2 separate regions of the Mus musculus genome follow, and region 1 is linked to region 2. A link is a loop called in an ENCODE intact Hi-C map of the cell type or tissue named here. Cell type or tissue: left cerebral cortex. All regions are shown on one strand. Each heading gives the region's core, and the rest is flanking DNA. Links, peaks and the distances in the headings are about the cores only.

Region 1 (12,019 bases), core at 5,375-7,874, 410 kb after region 2:
ATCTCTGGAACACAGCCTCATTGTGCTTTCAGAAAACACTTCCCAGAAGATGTCACCTCAACGATGCTGGTCTCTTCTTAATCACCGCTAATTTCTTAGCTCCAGCTAACCAGCATCAATAGTCCCAGTAATGCAAAAGTTTCACTTTAGTAATTCTGGTATCTTGTTAGTCACAGCTGATTCTTCAGCCCCAGCTAACCAGAACCACAGAATCTTCACAATCAAAACAGCAATGGCCCTGAAAAGAGTCTTTAATTTTCCCTCTGAAATTTCACAAGCCAGACCTCCATCTTCTGCACTGTTCTCAACATTATCTTCCAAGCTCCTATACAACATCTGACAGAACTCTTAACAACAAATGGATCTTCAAGCCCAAAGTTCCAAAGTCCTTCCACAGTCCTCCCCAAAACATGGTCATGTTGTCACAGGAATAACCACACTATGTTGGTACCAATTTGTCTTAGTCAGGGTTTCTATTTCTGCACAAACATCATGACCAAGAAGCAAGTTGGGGAGGAAAGGGTTTATTCAGCTTATACTTCCACGTTGCTGTTTATCACCAAAGAAAGTCAGGACTGAAACTCAAACAGGTCAGGGAGCAGGAGCTGATGCAGAGACCATGGAAGGATGTTCTTTACTGGCTTGCCTCACCTGGCTTGCTCAGCCTGCTCTCTTATAGAACCAAGACTACCAGCCCAGAGATGGTCCCACCCACAAGGGGCCTTTCCCCCTTGACCACTAACTGAGAAAATGCCTTACAGTTGTATCTCGTGGAGGCATTTCCTCAACTGAAGCTCCTTTCTCTGTGATAACTCCAGCTGTGTCAAGTTGACACAAAACTAGCCAGTACACCATACTTGACACTGAACCCTAAGTCCCTCTCTGGTTTCCATCCAGCCTGTGGAAACAGCAGCCTCTGTGGCCAGGACAACTAGCTATCTGTGGGTTCTCTGATGTGTCCCCAAACACTAGGCATGCTGGAGCTTTTCAGTCTGCTGGCTAGGGACTGAGTCTTTACCAAGAGAGGGTGGGTATGGGCTTTGGTGAAACCCTTCTGCTTGGCTCCCTTAGGGCAACTTAAGCCTTTACTACTAGCTACATGCCAATAACTCAGTGGCACCTACGAGACTCCAGTACATATGTGCATATGTGCACGTGTGTGTTTATGTGTATGTGATGTCTGTGTGTGTATGTGTGTGGTATGTGCGAATAGTGTGTATGTGAGTGCATTTATGTGAGGGTGTGTGTGTGTGTGTGAGTGGCATATGTGTGGTGTAGTGTGTGTTACGGTGTATGTGTGTGTATGTGTGGTATGATGTATGTGGGGCGTGTGTGTATGTGGGGTGTGTGTGTGGTGTGGTGTGTGAATGTGGTATGTGTATGGTGTACGTGTGTGTGTGATGTATGTGTATGTGAGTGGTATGTGTGTGTATAGTGTATTGTAGTGTGATTCCACAGGGCCAGACAGCAAAGACCTTTGGGGACAAAGTGGCTGAGGTTGCCACTGGATCTGTGTCATGAGGCGCACACTAGCACACGTGTAGGCAGGACAAGGGTCCAGGAAGACTTCTCCAAGGAGAGAATGTTGGAACTGAGCCCTGAAGGATATGTGCATCAGCCTCACTTCAGAAGGAGGAAGAGCCAGAGGGCCAGGCATGCAAAGGCCCTGGGGTAGGGATGGGCAAAACACAGGACCACAAAGCGGCTTGGGAGAGAGCTAGAGAGGACAGCACCCTGCCCCAGCCTCGTTGGCCCTCTGTGCACCCCATTTTTCACTCTGGCTGAAGCAAACAAGGTTCCAAGGCCAGCCCTGCCCCATCCCAATGCGGGGAGGGGTTTGGAGATCTGGCCTGTCCAGTTGGTGTCTTGCTGAGTGCCTTCCCTGGCCTGAGATGGGACTTCCAGGCCAGCCTCAGTTTCCCTGCTGTGACACTTCTTCCTAAGGGAGCAGAGGTGGGGATCCAGGGGAGCTGGGGAGATGGCTCATCTGTAAAGTGCAGGCTGGTCAGAGGTGTGTGCTGGCTTACAACCACCTGTAGCTCCGGCTCCAAGGGATCTGGTGCCCTCTTCTGGCCTCTGAGGGTACCCTCACATAGTGTGCCCCTGAAATGGTGGTTGGCTCAGGGCTGATGAGTGGAGACACCGGGATAGCAGGAAATGAGCAGGCACAAGAGAAACAGAGCAGCAAGGCCCAAAGTGAGCTGTTTCTTGCAGGACTGTCAGAGCCTTGAAATCACGATGCTACCCAGAGGTTCCCCACGTGACTTTACTCACAAACTGTCTGGATGGCTGGGCGGGAGGTAGCAATCTGGATCCCATACAGAATCCACATGGAGTCTCCTTCCCTAACACCCAAGACCACTGTACCTGTGGCTCCAGGCCGGGGAGGAGGGTAGGCGGTGAATCCTGTTTTCAGGCCCACTAGCTAATTAATTAGGCTACATGGAAGAGTGCTGGCCATCATGGATGCATTAGTAGCTTTGAGTGACCTTACGGACATTCTCTCTCACCTCTGTTTTGGCCTCTAGGAGATGGGAGACACTGGCCAGCTTTGGCCACGGGCTGCTTCCAACAGCCAAATTTTACATTTCATTACAAATGGCTTTGCTGGGCATGCCCGTAACTTTTACATTTCCATCCACTTTATTATTAATGGCTTTCCTGAACTGTTGCAGGCCAGCGTCGCACACAATGTGTTATAAATATTTGATCCCGCATCTAGAGTCGTCCATTTATCATTTATAACGGGTTACAAAAACATTATAAAACATTTACCGCACATTTATAGATCATTCTCGGCTACCACAACGATGCGCTATAAATACATTATTAATCCTCTTCATACCATTGATAGGAACCCCTTGTAATAGGGCCCGGCCTTCCATACTCTCAGCAAACAGTACTTGGTGCTGAGGGCAGCAGGACCCATGGACGGAGGGAACTGGCATGTGCTGTTGGCTGTGCGGCCCTGTCAAATCACACCTCCTCTCTGTCCACACAGCACCAGAAGCTGGTGGTGTCTGCACACCATGCATTTCACACTCTTATCCCACAGCCTCCCTATAGCTCAAAAGTGTGCCTGAGGGCTCAGCCAGCTGGGAATCAAGCAGGCCCAAATCCTGGCCAACCCCCGCTGTTACCCACCCTCCTAGGAGACTCCTCAGCTCCCAGGGGGACATACCCTACGCAGCTCACGGGGGGGGGGGGGGGTCCTTACAAAACCCCATGGTCCCCTGCTGTCCTGCCACCAGGGATGAGGACATCAGGGATCCAGCACTGTCCCCAGAACCTCTGCTCCCAGGACATGTGACCCAAGCAGGAGCTGAGTGCGGAGCCGTGGATAGGCAACAGACCCCTCTACGGAGGTTTTGTTGGGGCCCTGGGCACAGCAGAGGTTCCTGCCCTGAGGCAGTCCCTCTCTCTGGGTGGCCGAGTGTGGCTGAGCCTTTGCTGAGTGATATTTGAGTGAAGGCATGGCTTCTAGCTGGCCTTCCTTTCCCCTGGTCCTGGTCTCCCTTTCTGGAGCTACAGGAAACAAACTTCTTTCTGGGCAAATAAATGCCCAACAGGGACAGCGAGAGTCCTGAGTCCCCAGCAGAAAGTTAATGAATCGATGAACTCACCTGGAAAACTCCCCTCTGTCCCTTAAGGTCCCTTCAACATGTTACTTTCTCATGCTTCCAGTGAGCCCCAGCGGACCAAGAGCCAAAAAGCTGTCCTGCCAGATCTACAGCTGTGCAGAGGTGAAGGAGAAATCCAGGACTTCTGCCTGAGCCTGCCTGTCCTCCTGAGTATCTAGCAGATCGCCTTCCAGGAGGGAAGAGGCTGCAGTTCCAGAAGTTCTCCAGGTACGATCTAACTTGGCACAACCCTAGCCTACCTGACCAGGCTAACTGGGTCAGAGTGCCTGGCTGCCCTCAGGAAGAAGTGGGAAGAGGCAAGTCCCCAGAACCCCCCAGTGTTTAGCTGCCCACCCACAAACACAACCTTGAACCACTATATATAGCCCTCCCTGCTCTGTCAGCAAGGCAGAAAAGATGAGTGGCCCTGCTAGGTTGAGTGTGGTATAAACTGTCCCCAAATGAAGGTCACAGCTTACCAGAGCTCAAAGCGAACCCCAATGGCTTTTTTTTTTAATGGCAAGAAATGGGTAGGCTCATTACCACGACACCACGCCCCAAATCAAGGCACCAGGCAGCAGCCACAGGGAAGGAAGTGGACTTGGGACACTGTCCTTTAACCATCTTTCCTTCCTCCTCACAATGAAAAGTGGCCGAGGGCTGGTGAGACCCTGGGCCTAGTTTGGGGTCTCCTGGGGGACTGCCCCACTGCAGTGCGATAACCCAATTCTTCAATCAGAACAGAGTTGTCCTGCAGTTCATCAGGTGTCCCAAACCTCTGGACTTTTGATGGTGGGGAGGAGGTAAAGTCAAGAGCTGGGGCACGGGCTGTGCTGGGATCTCTGCCCCTGTGCCCTTCTGCATTCTGTGGGTGTCTGTCCTCGACTAGCCTGGTCTGCCATGTCATACTATGCAGAAATTCCACCAGACAGCCCCTCACTGTCAGGGACCCTGCAGGCACCCCACCACAGACCTTTCTGTGTAGGTCTGCCCTTTCATCTCAGCTAGGCTACACTGAATTGAGGACACACTCGCCTTTTTGTCTCCCAGGAACTATGGAAGTCATTAGCCTGGTGCATGCACAGGCAGGGACCCTCTCGTCCCCAGGCCCTGGCCCCAGCACCTTGGCTATCTGGGACATAGACTAGGAAGTATCCTTATGCAGTGAGCATGGACTACAGGGCACCCTCTACCTGGCCCCACCCCTCTCTCAGCATTTCATGGGGACAGCTTCTCTGCTCAACCCTGCAGCCTTGTGGGAAGTGAGTACTGCCCATCACAAGGAGGGGAAACAGGCTTGAGAGTGGCCTGAGCATCAGCAGCCCCTCTGGGCTCAGGTTCAAGGCCATGATTGACTGTTTTAGTCCTTCCAGCAGGCAGGCTCACAGCCCCAAGCTGGGTCTCATTCCCAGGTTGACATTAGCCTCAACCTTCTGCCCTTAGATCAGACAGACCTGGAGATTCCAGCCCCACTACCAGCCTTATGATCCTGATGAGTGACCCTGTACACCTCACACACCCCGTATCCAGAACCTGGGATTACCCACAACCCTGCCCTGTCTTGTGAGCCCCAGAACTGGGTGTGAACAGACCCCTGCTCTCTGCACAAGTGACTAGGCTGGGAGCCCTGCTGCCTCTAGTCTCTGTCACACCAGGACTAGCGTCTTGTATATGACAGAAGGGAGTAGCTGAGGACAGGCACCCAGCTGCTGTCTGATATAGCAGAAAACACTTCCCAGGCCAGATGAACCCACATGTTGCCTTTGGTGTCCATGAGCTCTGGGTCTCTGCTGCATTAAGGCTGTGCCACATAGCCAAGCAGTGGTGGCATACACCTTTAATCCCCAGCACTTGGGAGGCAGAGGCAGGCAGAATCTCCGAGTTCAAGACCAGCCTGGTCTACAGAGTAAGTTCCAGAACACCTAGAACTACACAAAGAAACTCCTGTGTGTGTGTGTGTGTGTGTGTGTGTGTGTGTGTGTGTGTGTGTGTACACGTGCGTGCACCATGTATAAGAAGCCCAAGCCAAGACCCAAGACTCAGTGGACCGGACTGTTGAACTCCAGGCCTTGGCTGGATGCCCATGTGGGCAGTGCCCTGGATTCCTGCACCTGCCCAGAGCCAGTCACGGCTGTCTAGCACCCATACTGTGGTGTGAGGCGGGGCAGAAGGAGGCACTAATGTGATGATCCAGACACAAGCTCTTCCATCACGACGGAGTTCCCATCATCATCCCAAACTTGTGGGGCAGGAAGGGAAGGCACCACTCGCCTTCTGTGTAACTCAGATCTAAGAGAGAAGGCAGTACTTGAAGACAAGCACATGTGCCAAGGGACAGTGACCGAAGTACAGGCTCAGGGCACCGAGTGAGCAAGGAGATGGAATGTGCACGTGCCGACTCCTGGATGCCAGGCTGTGCTTCCACTCGGTGCCCTGACAGGTGGAAGCACACTGTACAGTGGCCTGCACTGGAGACCAGTGGCTGCCACGCTGGGTGGTGTGGACAACCTTCCCCTCTCTGCATGGGGGGACTGGCTCACACTGAAGAGTCGCTACCCAGCTCTAGGGGTCCTATTTAAGGGCCCCTAGGGTAGAGCCCAGGTGCCATGGACAGGCCCTGCAGCCTCTCAAAAGGTGTGTGTGTTGGGAGGTGGGGGTGAGGGGAACCTGGTTTGGTTGGAGCTGGCCTGGACCAGAAGCCAGAAGGCTAGAGAGCAGTGATGTGAGGGCTGCGGGTGTTAGCAGGGTACACAGGAACCTCCCTGTGTCCAGTGCCCCCAGCTACCCAGAGGCCATCACTGCCAGCCTACCTGTTCATGGAGAGACCATCACCTACACACGTACCTGCTGCTTTGAGTGGGTATATGAAGACCTGGTGAGGAACTGGCTACCTGAAGCTGACTCCTGTCCCTCAGTCTTTGCCCAACCTGGTCCCCCAAAACACCCCAGGAACCTTCCTAGAGACAAAGGCAGCCTTGGCCCATTGGTCCCCAGTCATCAGATCTACACTGCTGTGGAAGACATGAGAATGGGAGACTGGCAATAGTGGCAATGCATTGGGAAGGTGTGTGGGCAGGCAGGGCTGGCTCAGTGGCCAGGATAGGACCAGGAGTTGTACAACTTAGCCTGTGTAGCCCAGGTCATTGCCAAAGGCAGAATGACATCTGGGGAACCTGAAGCTGGTTTTTTAGGAAACAGTGCCCCCTGGTGGCCAGAGATGGAACAGCCAACCACCAGGGACAACCCTGCAGGGATAGTCAGGGGGAGGTGGTCTGCACCCCTAGGAAGGGGTCCTGGCCACTCTGAGAATGACTCTGATCTTAACTTGGAGCACATGAGTCCACCAGAGACAAATGCTCTCCACAGAATGGTCCACTATACACCAGCTGCAATCAGCACCCTGCTGTCCCCATGGTGGGTGGGAACTGGAGGTTCATCTCTGGGGCCACCCACACTTGCCCAGAAGCACAGGCTACTAGGGCCATTCCTGCCTGAACCACAGGGCTCTATCATCTGTTTAGGGTGAGGCCACTCCGCCCGCCTAGCTGAGCTTGGGGTAATGAACCCAGAGCCAAGCAGGCTATACCACTGAAGGCAGCTGCCAGTGTAGGTAGCCTGCAGGGTAGTCCGTCAGGGAACGCCTCAGACTCTGCCTCCCAGGCCTCTGCTCAACACCGTGGAAGTCTTATACCAAGTACAGGAACCCACACCACACTGGCCAGGGACAACACAGGACACCACACAGCACACAGGCACTCGAGCTTCATTGAAACTGCCCTCAGTGCGCCTGCCTTGCTGGCAGAACAGCCTCTCTCCATCATATCTCCTGTGACTCCAGGACAGGAGGAGCACTCAAGAGGACTTTCAGTACCAGTGGATGCTCCAGCCTCAAGGGGCTCAGGGCGAGGCTGTCCAGGGCAGGTGTGTCTTGGACAGGCTGTCTCGCTGGTGTGGCTTGGAGGCCTGGCAACAGGAGCAGTTCACATCACAGCCTCCATGTGTAGGATCTTCAGGGCCTCTGATATCTGGGCGCTGGTGTCAATCTGGCCGTACACGCCCACAAGGAAGGCTCTGTGCAGCAGGACAGCCGCGTGCTCTGTGGAAGAGCTGAGGTCAGACAGCTGTGGGCCAGCCTCCCAGGGCAGCAGGCAGGCGCTGGGTGGGCGACTCACCTTGGCAGAGCAGGGTGTACTCTGGCAGGTTCCTGAGGGCTGTCTGTACCACCTCAAAGTCTCTGCTGCCCAGGCAGTACATGAAGGTGGGCAGAAAGTCAGCAGCGATGCTGCAAGAGACATGTTCATGGGTCACTGCCCTCTGGCCCAGGACCCATATGCACTGACCTCCTATGCCTGGCTCAGCTAGCTGGGGTGACAGTGGCCCTAGGCTGGGGCTTCACCTACCTGGGGTTGTTCTGAATGGAGCGCAGTGCTAGGCTGAAGGCCAGGTTGCGGCAGGACTCCTCCGCTGAGCTCATCAGCCGCTGCAAGTTGGTCTGCTCACGTGAGAGAAGAGTGTCACCGTGGGGACTCACCCTAATGGTAACTCTTCCACAAGCTGTCACCAGGGCAGTGGGACAGCCCACTTGGCCTCCTGCTTCTGTCTGGGGCAGTGCTTCGCTTGCATGGCAGAGGGGTGAGTACTGCCCTTTAGACCCCAACCTGGGCTCTTTCCAGCCTTACTCACCGAGAAGAAGCCCAGGACCTCAGGTCTCCGCCGCGACATCTCGTCTATGTCACTCAGGGTCTCGAGCACATCTGAGGGCAAAGACCAGGCTGTGGGGTCTATGGGGACCTAAGGGGAGCCTCCTACCCCAAGCAACTCTGAGACAGGAAGGGACAGTCCCCAGGCATCCTAGTTTCCCAGAGTCTCCCCAAGATGCACCGGGAACTGTGTACCATGCTCAGTGGTTATCCTGACTAGGACATATCCTATGCCTTCCCCATTTGGCCTCACACTGGTCTCCTGGGAAGCCATGACCAGTGGCTCGCCCTGTAAAATGGATACTTGGAGCAAACCCCTTTAGTCCACCCTGGTTCTGTTCTGAAGACTGACAGACCTACCAGCCACCCTGTTGGTCTTCCTTAAGAAGCTCAATGCGTTTGGGGGTCCGTTGTGCTATCTAAGCAAACTGCTCAGTGGATCCAGGGTGGTCTAGGAACAGGGGGCTCACTCACCCTCAACAGCCCGGCCCCGGGACAGCCTCTTCATGTGAGGAGCCACGTCGGCTACAGTCAGTGGGGTGGAGAGGGAGACACTGACCAGGGGTAGGGAGCCGGCCGAACGCTCATCTGTGAAAGGTTAGTCAGGGTCAGGTGATGGCTGAACACTGAGGGCCCAGCCAGACCTGCAGACTCTATGGAAAGACCATGCCCATCCCAGAGGCACACTGGCCACTATCCAGGGTGCCACACTATGCTTAGTCTATGTGGTGGTCAGGACTGGAGGGTGGCAGTCAGGATGCGGGCCAGTTTAGGAGTGCATTCCCTCGCCTCTGCCCACAAGGTGCCACTCCACATGGGAGGCTTGTGTCTGTGCAGCATGTCCACTATGAAGGACCTTCTATGTGCCTTCAGGCAGCCCGAGACTACAGTCAATCTGGCCAACAGAGGCAGCAAAGGGTAGCGTCCCACCTGTGGAGCATGAGCCACCATCAGGCAAGTGAGGTAGGTGTAAGACCTTGACCTAAGGACCAACCTGCCCGGGCAGCACACGGGAAACATCCAGAAAGGTAATGTCTGAAGCAGAACCAAGCATTTCCATGAGGCGGCTCTGTTCAGTCAGCTTGGTCATGGCACCGTGCGCGTACACGCACGTGCGCATACACACACACACACACACAGAGGACAGATGAAGCTTCAGGGCTCAGCCACACCCACCAGGACCCTCCCTACAACCCCCCCCAAGAGCTCACCTGTCTGCTTACCTTCGCCTTCCTCATCCAGGCCTTGGTCAGTTCTCCCATCCCGGCTGGGCAGGCTGAGCCCTGCCAGTAAAGACTTCAACATCACCAGGTCACTGTTGTCAAAGGACAGGTCACTGTGGAGGAAGCACGGGTTCACTTCAGAGGAGGGCAGGCGGGGAAGAGTGCCAGGCAAGGAGAAGCAGCAGGGCAGGAAGGAGGGCCTGGGGTTAGGCAAGTGCAAAGAGAAATGGTAGGGAGGAGGGGTGAGTGAGGAGGAGTGAATAGGGAGGAGGGGTGAATGGGGAGGAGGGGTGAGTGAGGAGTGAATAGGGAGGAGGGGTGAGTGAGGAGTGAATGGGGAGGAGGGGTGAGTGAGGAGTGAATAGGGAGGGGTGAGGAGGAGTGAATGGGGAGGAGGGGTGAGTGAGGAGGAGTGAATAGGGAGGAGGGGTGAGGAGGAGTGAATGGGGAAGAGAGGTGAGTGAGGAGGAGTGAATGGGGAGGAGGGGTAAGGAGGAGCAAGTGGGGATGAAGCTGAAGGCTGCAATTCAGACCAGAACATTCACTGTCTGGACTGCCCCTCCTGGCTCCAGTGTGGGGCCACTGGCCAGCCTGGGCAGGTGTGGGGACTCACTGGAGGGGCTCTGCGTGCTTCTGCAGGAAGGCCACGGCTGCTGGTGCGCTGCAGCCCACGTACTTGTGGATGAACTGAACGAACTTGCTAATGAAGGGAGCCAGGTGGCGGGAGGACTTCCGGTAGTTCTGTAGAGAAGGCAGAACCACCAGAGGCTTCCTCAGACCCTCTACACCATACATGACCCCCATGACAGCCATGAGCACAGAGCTAGCCTGACTGGGGCCTGATGTTTTGTTTTTTATTGAACGAATGTTTTGCCTGAATGTATGTCTGTATGTCTGTGCACTACATGGGTGTCTGGTGTCCTGGAACTAGAGTTTCTCATGCTTGTGAGCCACCATGTGGGTGGTGGGACCCAAACCAGGGTCTTCCTTTGCGAGAGCAGCTAACGCTCTCTAATCTCTAAGCCCTCCTTCCAGCCCCTGAGTCAGACCCTGATATTGCCTCAATATTATAGCCAAGGCTGGTGCAGAACTTACAATTCTCCTGCCTCAGCTACCCTCGTGCTGATTGCAGGTGTGCTACTCTGACACCTGGCTGGCCTGGCTTTTGTTTTCATAATATTATGTATATACTAGGCATATGACACCAACAAATAGCACCCATGGGACTTGAATGTGGATTCCCCAGGCAGGGGATACTGGGGCTTAGGAGCCTCAGTGAAGAGCTGGTCTTCAGACAGTGGAGACAGAAGCCACTGGGCAGTGGCCTGGCTTTGGCCCTGGCTCCAGGCTGTCCTGTAGGAGCAGAAGGGAGTCAGGCAAGGACAGGAGGGGCCATGGGAGGATGTACGGCTGAGGAATGTGGGGGACAGTCTGCCTGGCACCCACCAGGAGCAGGCGGATAAAGGATCGCAGGCAGTCCCAAAGCGCCCCCTGGTGTTCGCTCTGGAACACACGCGGCTGCAGCAGCTCCAGGATGCCCAGCACATGCAGGAAGAAGGCCAGGTGGTTCTGCTGCCGGAACTCCTGGAAGTTCAGATGAGTGCGGCCGTGCAGGAGGGCTGCGATCATGGGCAGGTGCCTGGGCAGAGCAGAAGAATGTCCCTGGTTACACCTTCCCCCGAGTCACCCAGCACCACAGGCTGTGACAGCACGCACCTCAGCAGCAGGACGGGGTGGGCCACAGCCAGCTTCCGGCAGGCCATGTTGGCGTCAGCCACTCTGCTCTCAGAAGACCGGGAGTCGCTGGTGTCTGCCAGGAGCGTGATGAAGCGATGGACGAGGCCGTCCAGCTAGGGGGAGGGGAGACTACTTGCCTATACACCGTCTGAACTCCCCCTACCCCCTCATGGCCCAGGACATCACGCAGCAGCAGACACACGCTCAGCACGGACACTCTAGCGATCACACCAAAGGCAGGAGCTCATGTGGCCCCTCACACAAAACTCCAGAGGACGCAAGCTGGTCTGCCCTGCTGAGGCACAGTGGAGCTGGCCAGAATGGGTAGGAGGTGGAGACCTCTGGGGTACTCTGGGGTGACAGTGCACGACCCTCGTGATGGAGGCCATGGCCCCATATTGTCCACATGACACACATGTGCTGACTCCTGTCTGCCCACAACCTGGGTACAGAAAGGGGAAGGGGCATCCCTCTGCCCCAAGCTGCATCCAGAGGAAGAGCCTAGCACAGTAAGGTCTAGCTCTGGTGAGGTGAGCTAAGGTGAGACTGATGGCACCCCCACTCCAGGCTCTATGGGGACTATGCCCCTCACCTTGTGGTGAGGTTGATGGTGCAGCCCCCCCCCCGCACCCCATCCTCCAGCCCCCACCCCCTGCTCTGTGGAGACTGTGTCCCTCACCTTGCAGATGCTGCTGCTGGTGGCACCTTCACTTTGCAGCAGGACCTCGGGCACTGGCAC
Region 2 (12,019 bases), core at 4,215-6,714:
CCCCACAGGTGCAAGCTGAAATGGGGAGAGCTAGGACTAGATAAGTGTCCTCATAGCTGTGTGGACTCGCCTGTGAAGACTTTAGGGGTGCACATAGCTGGGGGTAAGACCTCTTCACCCTCACACTGCAGAAAGGCATTGAGGAGAGTCCTCCAGGTCACTGTGAAGGGGTACTTGGAGAGAGGAGGCCAGAAAGTGGTATAGAATGACCTAGCCTTGTCACCAGTGCTATGATCCCAGCACCCGTGAGGCTCTACCGCCTTTACAGCTACGTGGAATACAGCTGCCCTGTGAAGATAGATGGAAACCCAGCACCGGGTTCCCCAGCCTGCCTCCTGACCAGCCGTCCACATGCAGGGCTCTCATGCTGTTGCCCACTCGAGCTGATCCCTCCATCCTCCACGCTCCATTCCCTCAGTAAACGCCCCTCCCCCACCACACTCCACTTCCCGCAGCTCAGAACGCTAGTAGACACTCACAGTGAATCTGGTCACCATCTCTGCCTTACTCACAGTCATGATCCCCAAGGGCAGACAGTCCCAGGGCCCAGGGCCTGTGGGTGCCAATGTCCTGATATGGAAGGAGAGGACCGGCTGGGAGGCCACACTCTAACCAGGGAGACGCCGAGGATCAGAGTCTCATTGGCTCTGGTCAGACAGCAAGCAAGCACCAGGAGGAAAGTGGCTCATGGTCTGGAGATGCAGATGTCCCCACATCTGCCAAAGACAGGGACAGATGTCTCCCCCCTGCCCAGGAGCTCTTCAGGAATTCTAGCTCTGGGAAGCTAAGGCCTACCTTCAGGCCATCTGCCCAGTGGTTGCAGAGATGAGTATGGTAACTGTGGGAGGCTCCTCTGTGGCTCTGAAGCCACAGGTCACAGGCCTACCGAGGCTGGCTCTTACTGCCACTGGATGCTCAGAGCAAGAAAAGGAACAACAACAACAAAAATATCAGCCAGGAAGGACATGGCTTAGAAGACATGGCTCAGCTCCCACGGGTCCCCACCGGCCTGGGCCCAGCTAACAGGAAGACCAGACACTTTAGGTCTTGCTCACATCTGTGAGTCCAGTGTGGGGCAGAAATAGGCTGTAGTGAGGCCATCACAGCCCCTGTCCCAAAAGATGAGTAAACAACGGCCGAGGAGACGGTTTGGTCGGTGAAGTTCTTGCTCTGGACACAAGAAGGGGCCATGCTTGATGCTCAGCCCCCACCGACAGACGGAAGGCCACCAAGGTGTGCTTGTGACCTCATAGCTGGGGAGGTGGAGGCAGGAGCAACCCTGGAGTTCCACAGACAGAAAGACAGCAGCTTCCTCACACGCACACAGACAAATGAATAAGTCAAGCCACGGAATGCTCTCAATGTGCCTCTGTCACCTAAGGGGACACCCCTAGAAAACTGTCCCTGGGATTTCTAAGGCCGGAGACACTAAGATGAGCCCTGAGCTGTGCTCTGGAGCCTTCCTGAGGGCTCTGTGATCCCTGCCTGTCCCAGCAACACTCATTCCATGCCCCTGTCACCTCTGCCTCTCTGGAGGTGGGGGCAGGAGAGCTGCAAGGTCACGGCCAGCTGAGATGTGACGACAGCCGCAGCCCCCGAGGTTCCCCGCGCCCCGGAGGCCCGAGAAGGAGTATTTTAACTTTATTTTCTTACTTGCATTTATTTACAAACCCACCAACCACCAACCAAACCAAAACACCCTTGCCAACACTGGACAAAGCCAGAAGTTTCCTTGGGTGCCTGCACTCGCCTAGCTGAGGTCCCATAGGCCATGGAAGCAGGCCCTTCCCTCCCAACTCTGACGCACGTGTTCTATGTGGTGTCGAGTGTGGCACGGGGACTAGGAGGCCTTGCTTCAGCTCACCCCACAGACAAACAGGCAAGAACCTCTGCTGGTACTGTCCAGAGCCTTGCCAGGCAGACTAGTCACCCCCCCAGAGGATCTCAAAGTAGCCACACCCTCGAAGCAATCATAAGTAGGAGTCCCTACTTATGCATCTGTGCCAGGCACTACGGGCAAAACAATCTGCTCAGGTTTGGAAAGGGGTATGGAGGGGGTACTGTAGACAGAACCCAGGACTTCACTTAACTGTGGAATGCATCACCACTGAGCCACGCCCCCAGCCCCTCACTGGGGGACTCTAGGCAGGGGCTCTACCACTGAGCCACGCCCCCAGCCCCTCCCTGGGGGGATTCTAGGCAGGGGCTCTACCACTGAGCCACACCCCAGCCCTTCACTCAGGGGATTTTAAGCAGGTGCTCTAGCACTGAGCTATATTCTCAGCCCTGTTTTTCTTTCTTTTTTTTTTTTTTTTTAAAGATTTATTTATTTATTATATGTAAGTACACTGTAGCTGTCTTCAGACACTCCAGAAGAGGGAGTCAGATCTTGTTACGGATGGTTGTTAGCCACCATGTGGTTGCTGGGATTTGAACTCTGGACCTTCGGAAGAGCAGTCGGGTGCTCTAACCCACTGAGCCATCTCACCAGCCCAGCCCTGTTTTTCTTATCATTTTGAGATAAGATCTTACTAAATTGCCCAGATAGTTTCTGAACTTATTCTGTAGCCGAGGCTGGCCCCAACCTCACCATTCTCCTGCCGCAGCTTCCTGAGCAGTTAGGATGACAATCCTGTGTCAGGCTCCACTAAAGCTCTTACTTGCTGAATCTGTCCAGCTTGCCTGTGGGAACCTCTCCTTTTGTAGACACCAAGACCCAGGGGTTGAGCTGTGGGGAAGGCAGGAACCTGCTCACAGCCTCCTTCCAGGCTGGGATCACTCTGGCCCTCTTGTAAAGCTCAGCAGAGCCAAGAGGAAATTCTCAGCCATCTGCTGAGGCTCAGTTCCAACCATGAGCTATCTGGAAGGGGGTCACCGCCAGAGCTGAGACACCTACACTGTCACCCCCACATGCCTATGCCTCTAGGACTTGTCTGGGTTTGTTAAACACAAAGAAAGCAGGCTTAAGCGGACCACTGACATCTTGAGAGAGGCTGGGGTGCCTGAGTTCCTGTGTACACAGCGATGGGGACAGGCCTCCTTCCCCAAGGACTGGCGTGCTAGCTGCTTCTGCACATTTACAGTAGAATGGCTCTCGTCCTAAGGCAGAGCGCCACAGGTTTTGGTTTTTGTTCTGTTTAAAAGTAAACCTGGGGCCGGACGGTGGTGGCGCACGCCTTTGATCCCAGCACTCGGGAGGCAGAGGCAGGCGGATTTCTGAGTTCAAGGCCAGCCTGGTCTACAGAGTGAGTTCCAGGACAGCCAGGGCTACACAGAGAAACCCTGTCTCGAAAAACCAAAAAAAAAAAAAAAAAAAAGTAAACCTGGGGTGGGTGTGGGGGTGGCCATCATCATCCATTACTGCTTAAGTCGCCATTGTCCCGGTGGCATTTCAAACAGCTTTCAGAGGACAGCGCGAGGCCATGAGTGTTCTTACTGGGCCGAGAATGTGAAAGGCATGAAAACCTGTTGGGCTCAGTCAGCGCCGCTAGGATCTACGATTCTGAAAGCTTAAAGATGGAGGGACAAAGCTGTGGACACTCACTCTGTGGCTTGTCACTCACGGAGGTTTCCAGGGCCGTTAGCGGCCTCCTCACTGGCTAAACTGTGATTTCTCCTGGCAAACATCAGCCACTCTGCTGTGGCAGGGGCGGTGGCTGGGTTGGTAAAATGGACCCGAGTTCCCTCCCGAGAACCCGAGAAAATTGGGTGTGCTGGTCCCAGCACTGGGGGCAGAGAGGGATCCCTTGGCTTGCCTGTAGTCAGCGACCTAACTAGTGAATCCAGGCCAGCAACAGACCAAGTTCCCAGCACCCACGCGGTGGCTCACCACAATCATGAGCACTCACACATGTGAATGCGCACACACACACACACACACAAATAGAACTCACCTTTGCATCCTGCACATTAAATACTCTTTAGATTCATTTCTGCACAAAGCATTTTCATAGTTCTTGTCACGGAGACACCTCATGAATTTTTCTTTAAAGCTTTTACATTCACCTAGGGAAAGAAGAAAGCCAGCATTCTATTAGTTAAAGAGAAGGCCTGACCCGCTCACACGCTGACTTTAGGAGCAGCACTAGGGTTTCCATCAAAATTCGTTCCCTTTGTGAGGCTGTGGGTGTGGCTCTGAGGTAATGTGTATGTTTGGCATATAGTCCCCTGGGTTCAAATCCCTGTACTTCAAAACAAAAGGGCTGAAAGAAGCTGGGGAGATGGCTTACTGGCTATGAACACTGGCTGCTCTGACAGAGACCTGAGTTTGGTTCCTGATACACACATTGAGCAGCTAACAAATGCCTGTAACTTCAGCTCCAGGCTATCAAAAACCTGCTTCTGGCCACCAAGGGTGCCTGCATACAAATGGTGTATATACAAACTCAGATGCACACACATACACATAAACTTAAAAAAATTATAATAAAGCCGGTCATATTGGCACACACCTTTAATTCTAGCATTCAGGAGGCAGAGGCCGGTGGATCTTTGTACATTTGAGTCCAGCCTGGTCTACGCAGCGAGTTCCAGGACAGCCAGGACTACATAGTGAGACCCTGCCTTTGAAAAAAAAATGAAGAATCAATAACGAATTGAAATAAAAATTTTAAATGGAAAATTTCCCAATGAAATGTTGGCAATGAAATCATAATCTAAAAATAGTGAGATGGCTCAGTGGGTAAACACGCTTGCCACCAAGGCTGACAACCTAAGTTTGATCTCTGGGACACACGTGGGGGTGGAGAGATCCCAGTTTTCCACAGTTTGTCCTCTGACTATATACGTGTCATGGCATATCCCCAAACACACTAAATAAATAAGCATAACTTAAAAAATACAGAGGCAGGCGGATTTCTGAGTTCGAGGACAGCCTGGTCTACAGAGTGAGTTCCAGGACAGCCAGGGCTACACAGAGAAACCCTGTCTCGGAACCCCCCCCCCCAAAAAAAAAACCCAAAAAACCAGTAATCTCTAAAGCTGTCCCTGGAGCTGGAGTCTCTACAGCAGTTCACCGAAGCGTCTAATCTACACTAACAGCTGCCGTTTCTACACTAACACGAGGGCTGAGGGCTGCTGCATCTCTCAGGGCTGTGTGCTGGTGGTAGGACTTGTGGGGAGGTCTGTGTGCTGGTGGTAGGTGGGGGGGGGGGGGATGTCCTATGTGCTGGTGGTAGGCAGGGCAGTCTTTTCTTTTTTTAATTATTGTAGTGCTGAGGACTGGACTCAGGTTCCTGTGCGTGCCAGGCACCAGCTCGGCCTCTGTAATCTGAATCTCCAACTCTCTCCCAGTTTGTTTGTTTTTTTTCTTTCCCATGTTCCAGTTTCCCAAAAGGCCTGTTAACTGCAGACTTCAGAACGGTGACTAGAAATCCTCCAGGCTGGAGGCGTGGCTCAGAGGTGAACACTCGCCTAGCATGTGCCAAACCCGGGCTTTCAGCCCCAGTGTTAGATATCAAAAAGCTTTTTGAAAATATTTCCTTGCCTAATGTTCACGGCAGACCCAGAGCCTGGAGCTAGGGGAGGGTGGGTATGTCCTGCGCTGAGCTGAGCTGCCGCCAGGGGGCCTAACATCAAGCTCCGTTCCAGGAGGCCTGTCACCATCCTATCACATTAGCCCCAAGTCTTACTTGGAGAGCCATGACATGTGGCCCTCTGAAATAGGGGCCCTCAAGACTCAGTTTCTCTGACTGCACCCCCACAGTGCTCTGAGCACGCCCAGCCCCACTACCCGGGAAGGACCTGTAATATTAACTGCTCTGCATCCAGGGTCCAGTACCTCAGACCCCACCCACCATTTCTAGCATCCTGTCATCAACACACATGACAATGCCACCCAGGTCTATAACCCCACACACTGTCCCTCATATTCAGCTCCTTCACTTTGGCTCTCAGACCTTCGATCCAGCACCCTAGGCCCTGTCACATCCAACATCTAACTCTTCAGACATTACACCTAAATCCAGCAACTCTGACCCGGCCACTCAAATCTAGTACCTTAGGCTCTGCCACCCAGATCTACAACCCCAGGCCCTGCCATCCAAACCCAGTGCCCCCAAACCTGCCATCTATAGCAAAGAGACAACACTCCAGTCTCTGCCACCCAGACCCAGCAGCCCAGACCCTGAACCCAGATCCAGTACCCCTGACCCTGCCACCCAGATATCCTGCACCCATAACTCTGTCACCCAAACCCAGTACCCCAGTACCCCTGACCCTGCCATCTAGAACCAGTATCCCAGATCCTGCCACCTACTTCCAATACCCCTGATCCTGTCACCGAGAAACAGCACTCCCTACCACTCAGACTCAGCACCCGAGACGCTGCCACCCAGATTCAGTATTCCTAACTCTGCCACCCGATCCCAGGCCGCCATCAGCCTGTGCCTCGCCTCGCCTCACCGAAGTGGTCCAGCGGGAAGCTGCCTTTGTCTGGGGGCCGCGGCTGGAAGCTTTTGGTCCCGAAGTTCATTGCGGTCGACATCACGGCGAAATCCAGAGCGGAGAGCGACGGCGACGCAGGGCAGATGGCTGAACACCGAGCGGGTCCAGGAAGCGTCGAGCTAGTCGAGCGGACGACTGGCCCCACCCCGAGTCCACCCAGGCTCCACCCACCAAGCCCCGCCTCACCTATCTAGCCCCGCCCCTGCCGTGTTGCGAAAGGATCTGCCCTTGGTTTCCAGCCCTCTGAGAAGCAGAAAGAAGCCTGGCAGTCATCTTTTGGTACTGATTAGCAAATAAGGACAGAAAGATGCAGCCATTTGCCCGAGGACACCAGTCTGTGCCCCGGGATCTTCATCCCACCCATCTGTCTTCCAGGGACTGAGTTTCCCATCTACTCAGAGGGAAAGAAGCACACTAAAGGAGGGGTGGCTAGCTTACTGCCAGTGCCGTGACACAGTGATACAAACGGGTTTTACAAACAGAAAATAAAGCAGGGTGCAGTCCCTCACACCTGTAGACAGCGCTTAGGGGGCTGAGGCAGAAGGATTGCCTGAGTTTTCAGCAAACCTGGGCTATGTAGCCAGTCCCACAAAACAAAAGAAAATCTCCCCAAAGGGCATCTTCTGTGGTTCAAGAGACCAGAAGTCTGATCCTAAGGTGTTGGTCATCAGCCCTCTTGTGGCCTGCTGTCCCTGCTGTCTGTTCCAGGGAGCCCAGGTTCTCTCCCAGCCTCTGAGATGTTCTGTCAATTTTAGGTAATTCTGGGCTGCTAGATATCTCCCTCCGGGGCCTCCACTTCTGGGAACATTCTCCCATGTTTCTGTATCCAAGTATTCCTTTTATGACATTGCCACACCGGGGTAGGGCCATCCCAACAATCAATTCTCTTTCCTTCCTTCCTTCCTTCCTTCCTTCCTTCCTTCCTTCCTTCCTTCTTTGCTGTCTGATTTTCTTTTTTCTTTCTTTCCTTCCTCCCTTCTTCCCTTTCTCTTTTTCTCTCTCCCTCTTTCCCTCTTTCCCTCTTTCTCTCTCTCTCTCTCTCTCTCTCTCTCTCTCTCTCTCTCTCTCTCTCTCTCTTTCTTTTGAGACAGGGTTTCTCTGTAGCTCTGGCTGTCCTGGAACTCTGTAAACCAGGCTGGCCTTGAACTCAGAGATCCACCTGCCTCTGCCTCCCAAGTGCTGGGATTCAAGTTGTGCTCCACCATGCTCAGCTCATCCCAACAATTTTAACCTCTGCTGCTTACATCTGCCACAACATTATTTCAAAAGGTCCTGGGGGCTGGGACTGTGCCAGGTGGATTTGGGGGGGACTGTTCTATGGTAGTGGGGTGCACTCTACTGACTCTTTGCTGTTGTTATGGCAATAACACCCATACCCAGCACCCCTGCTTTTCAGCTTGGGGACAGAGAAGAGCACTCGCACCCTGCCACCCTGCACTGCTGTCAGTGTAGGACATTGGCCGTCATTCCATCTCAGCCACACATGAATGCTATGTTCTACACTACACCAGGCCCTGGCAGTGAGCAGAATGGGCTCAGTGGGCTCCTAGCAGCTCCTTGGGGCCAGCTCTTCCTCTACAGTCCCTTGATGAATCCCAACATCACTGACGCAGAAGCAGAAACAATTCCCAGGGGCTGCAGAGAGGTGCTTGACCGGCAGATCTACTCAGTCTCTCCTGTCTTGCTGGACTCCCCTCCTCCACAGGCACTGGATCCCATCCTGCCTTCCTGTCTGGGAGGCTGGATTTAGCAGATCTACAGGCTGCCTTCAGAGGAGTACCATCTCCCTGCCAGACCTCCAGCAAGCCCATTCCAGGTCTGCTTCCAATCACCTCTCAAAACGGGGCCTGGAGGGATGAACTCAGCTGGCAAGGACACTCACTATAGCAACATGAGGACCTGAGTTCAAATCCCTAGAGCCTCCCACCCCCACCCCCAAAAGCCAGGCTGGGTAGCATGGGCCTCTAATCCCAGCATTGTAAGGGGTGCCTTGCTGGCTGCCAGCCTGGCTCCAGGTTCAGCCAACACCCTGTCACAAGGGGATAAAGGGGAGAGAGAGAGCAGGGCAGCTGATGTCCTCCTCTGGTTTCCACATGTGTATGGGGTATACACATCTCACATCTGCACATCAGAGAGAGAGAGAGAGAGAGAGAGAGAGAGAGAGAGAGAGAGAGAGAGAGTTATAGAGAGACTTCAGAAGGAAAGCTGTACTTTGTTGATATCATAGAAACAGCTCTTTTGCACCTTTCCCATGCCTGGGACCAGAGGCCATACACTGAGTTATTCATTAATGCTTTCTGGACTGTGAACAATGGTGTCTTTTATGACTCAGCAAGCAGCCCTTTTCCACTTAAAATAAGAAGACATCTCTGTCCCTGGGGTGGCAGACCTTCTGTCAGGCATCCCAAAGAACCAAGAAAGCAGCAGGGGCTGGTGTCTGGGCTATGAAAGCAACTTTTAACCTGCCATTCCTCGGAAATGGCTACTGCCTTGTATGAATGCTTTTGTGTTATTTGTTTTGGTTTAAGATGGGTACTCACTGTGCAGCTCTGGCTGGCCTTGAACTCACTAAGTTCTGCCTCCCTCTGCCTTGGAAGTACTGGTTTTCCAAGGGTTGTGATCAAAGGTGTGTACCACCCTGCACAGTGTGTGTGTGTAGCTGGATACACCTGTGTTTGTGTGTGTGTGTAGCTGGATGCACCTGTGTGTGTGTGTGTGTGTGTGTGTGTGTGTGTGTAGCTGGATGCACCTGTGTGTGTGTAGCTGGATGCACCTGTGTGTGTGTGTGTAGCTGGATGCACCTGTGTGTGTGTGTGTAGCTGGATGCACCTGTGTGTGCACATGTGGAGACCACAGAAGGACGTCAAGCATCTTCTTCCACATTGCTTTGAGGTGGGGACTCTCTGGATTGGAAGCTCATCATTTTTGGCAAAGCTGGTTGGCCAGCAAGCTCTCAAGATCCATTTGTTTCTGTTTCCTAGATGGGGTTGCTGGCATGCACAGCCATGCCTGGCTTTTTATGTGAGTGTTAGGGATTCAAACTCAAGCCCTCATGGTTGTGTGAAAGAACTCATGACCACTATTCCAGTCCACTCAGGCTGACCATGGGAGCATGGTTATGTCCTTAGACTGTTAGTGTTCTACACCTGGGCTCTTCCAGGCTACCCAGGCTTCCTCCCAGCAAGGCACTAGGGCCTCAAAACTTGGTGTGAGGGGCTGGTGAGATGGCTCAGCAGGTAAGAGCACCCGACTGCTCTTCCGAAGGTCCGGAGTTCAAATCCCAGCAACCACATGGTGGCTCACAACCATCCCTTACGAGATCTGACTCCCTCTTCTGGAGAGTCTGAAGACAGCTACAGTGTACTTACATATAATAAATAATAAATCTTAAAAAAAAAAAAAAACTTGGTGTGAACTATATCTCTCAATACCCTAGCTTCTGGGGTGCTAACAGCATCCATACAGTGTGGGAAATACAGACCCCTTCTGATAGAAGATGACAACATCGTATTACTCAAAGAACCTATGATAGGGACCATCTATGTGGCCACCTTTGGTGGGTATTGACCTCCACACCAGGTCAAGGATAGATGTAGCCCGAGCCAGTCAATCAGAGCTCTGCATGCAGGGATAGCCTGGGGCATCCCTCAGTCTGGCCCCACCAAGTCTGATGAGAACAGACCCTCAGTAGATTGAGTAACCGTGGGAGACAGTTGGCGCCACACCTTTGTTGGGTGTGGAGAAATTCCATAAAAATTTAAAAAAAGAGAACAGCCCCAGGGCTGGGGACTTAGCTTAGTAAAGCTAAGATTTAATCCTCAGTGTGTGTGCGCACACGCGCACACACACACACACACACACACACACACACACACACACACGGCCTGATGGTGCACCCCTGCAGTGCCAGCCTGCACTCTGGGGAGGGGATCAGGTCAACTTAGTCAACCTGGGGTACACAAATAGACCCTGTCTTTAAACACTTAGGATGGGGATGCAATTCAATAGTAGAGTGTTAGGTCTCAAACCTGGGGAAAAATAACTAAATGGAGGTACCTATTTAACATATCAAAGCAGACCTGGCTGCCAGGTTCTCCCAGCATCCCTTGCCTCCTACTTGTTATAAGGTGGGTATGGCTGGCATATCATGCCCTCTGTCCTAAACTTCTCCCGCTGAGGGGCTGGGCTGCTCTGCCCCACAGCTGAATTTCCCTCTATAATCCAGCCATTTTGGTTATCCGGCTCTTTTCACGTCCCCTTTACTCTCTTAGCCCTCCAGTCTCTACCACCCCTCTCCTCACATGGCCCTGCTCAGGGTCATGTTCACTTTGGACTCTCCCAGATGCCCCTGCCTCCAGTTATGCTTGCCCTCATATCTACAACAAACTTCCCCATCCCTAGGAGAGGTCATATCCTTCCTTTTTATTTCTTTTTTATTCTTTTATCGAATACCTGCCTAGGATCCCCCAGTGAGGGGCTGGGGGCATGGCTCAATGGTAGGGCACCTGCTTAGCAAGCAATGGGTTTGATTCCCAGCAATAACCACAAGAAATGATAACAAACTCCAGCACCTTCGCTCAGAATCTACTTTGCAACTCTCATGGCTGTGCAGTGTCAAGTCTTACTATATAGGACGCGCTGCTCCAGAGCTCACACTCCTCCTGCCTTAGCCTCTCCAGAGCTGGGGTCACAGGTGTGCTCACCTCCCTCCATTCTGCCCTCATATCTTTAGCCGATTGCTTTGCGACAGCTTAAGGCGGGGAACAACAGAAACACTCACCCCACCACGCCCAGCACAGCAGAGGAGGCCCATGTCTAATTCTGGGTACACAGTCATGTAAACTCTTTCTCCCTCCCTCCCTCCCTCCCTCCCTCCCTCCCTCCCTCCTTCCCTCCCTCCCTCTCTCAGTGCTGGTAGATGGAGCCCTGCTCCTGGTGCATGCTTCAGTAAATGGTTTGCTGCTAAACTGTGCCTTGCTGCTAATCTGCAACCCAGAATATGTGCTTTATGTATGTGGCCTATGTATATGCTATATGTTAATATATATGTATATGGTAATAACATTATACATGTGGAGAATAGATGGGCAAGCTGTGCAACCGTGAAGACTTGTGTTCCATCCCCAGTACCCATGCAAAAGGCCAGGCAAAAAAGCATGTGGTACACATTAGTAATGCAGCTGAAGAGGCTGAGGCAAACACCCTAGAAGGCTAGCTGGGCAGCCAGCCTAGCAGAGTTGGTGAGCTCCAGGCCAGGGAGAGAGCCTGTCTGAATCAACAAGGTGAGGCTGGGGAGATGTGGCTCAAGAGTTACATGCTTGCTGTGCAAGTCTGAGGATCCCAGATCCTATGTGAAGAGGGATGTGAAATTATCCCCCAATCCCAGCGCTCCTACAGCAGGATAGGAGGTGAGAGAGCAGCGGGAATCCCAGAAGCCCTCACACCAGCTCGTAGGCAGCTACAAGCAAAGGATCCCATTGCAAAGAAGGTTCAAGGTGAGAACTGATACCAGACGTCATCCTCTGACCTCTACACACGGGCTGTGGTATGTGTGTGTTTGTACTCACACACATGA

What was found. Peaks named below come from ENCODE experiments on the same cell type or tissue, not always from the same donor. Only the 100,000 strongest peaks of a DNase experiment are listed, where the experiment ranks them.
Region 1: it touches region 2 in a loop (2.3-fold over the local background); 6 of 42 quality-filtered maps call a loop at or near these places.

Annotation. Positions count from the first base shown.
Region 1 is chr5:139,743,918-139,755,936 of GRCm38, forward strand. Ints1 (integrator complex subunit 1) reads right to left here. Exons shown (of 47, transcript NM_026748.2): 38 at 11,960-12,019; 39 at 11,260-11,393; 40 at 10,990-11,182; 41 at 10,157-10,284; 42 at 9,544-9,656; 43 at 8,795-8,908; 44 at 8,304-8,374; 45 at 8,021-8,112; 46 at 7,793-7,902; 47 at 7,365-7,716. The coding sequence ends at 7,601. Among named protein-coding and RNA genes, the nearest start is that of Micall2, 14 kb to the left of the region's middle. In left cerebral cortex, for the core only: CTCF peaks have their summits at 6,840 (motif pointing left) and 7,042; a DNase peak (open chromatin) is centred at 6,804.
Region 2 is chr5:139,338,670-139,350,688 of GRCm38, forward strand. It overlaps Cox19 (cytochrome c oxidase assembly protein 19), which reads right to left and starts at 6,497. Exons shown (of 3, transcript NM_197980.1): 1 at 6,403-6,497; 2 at 3,894-4,005. The coding sequence starts at 6,484. In left cerebral cortex, for the core only: a CTCF peak has its summit at 5,566; DNase peaks (open chromatin) are centred at 5,555 and 6,567; H3K4me3 peaks cover 1,477 bases; H3K27ac peaks cover 577 bases.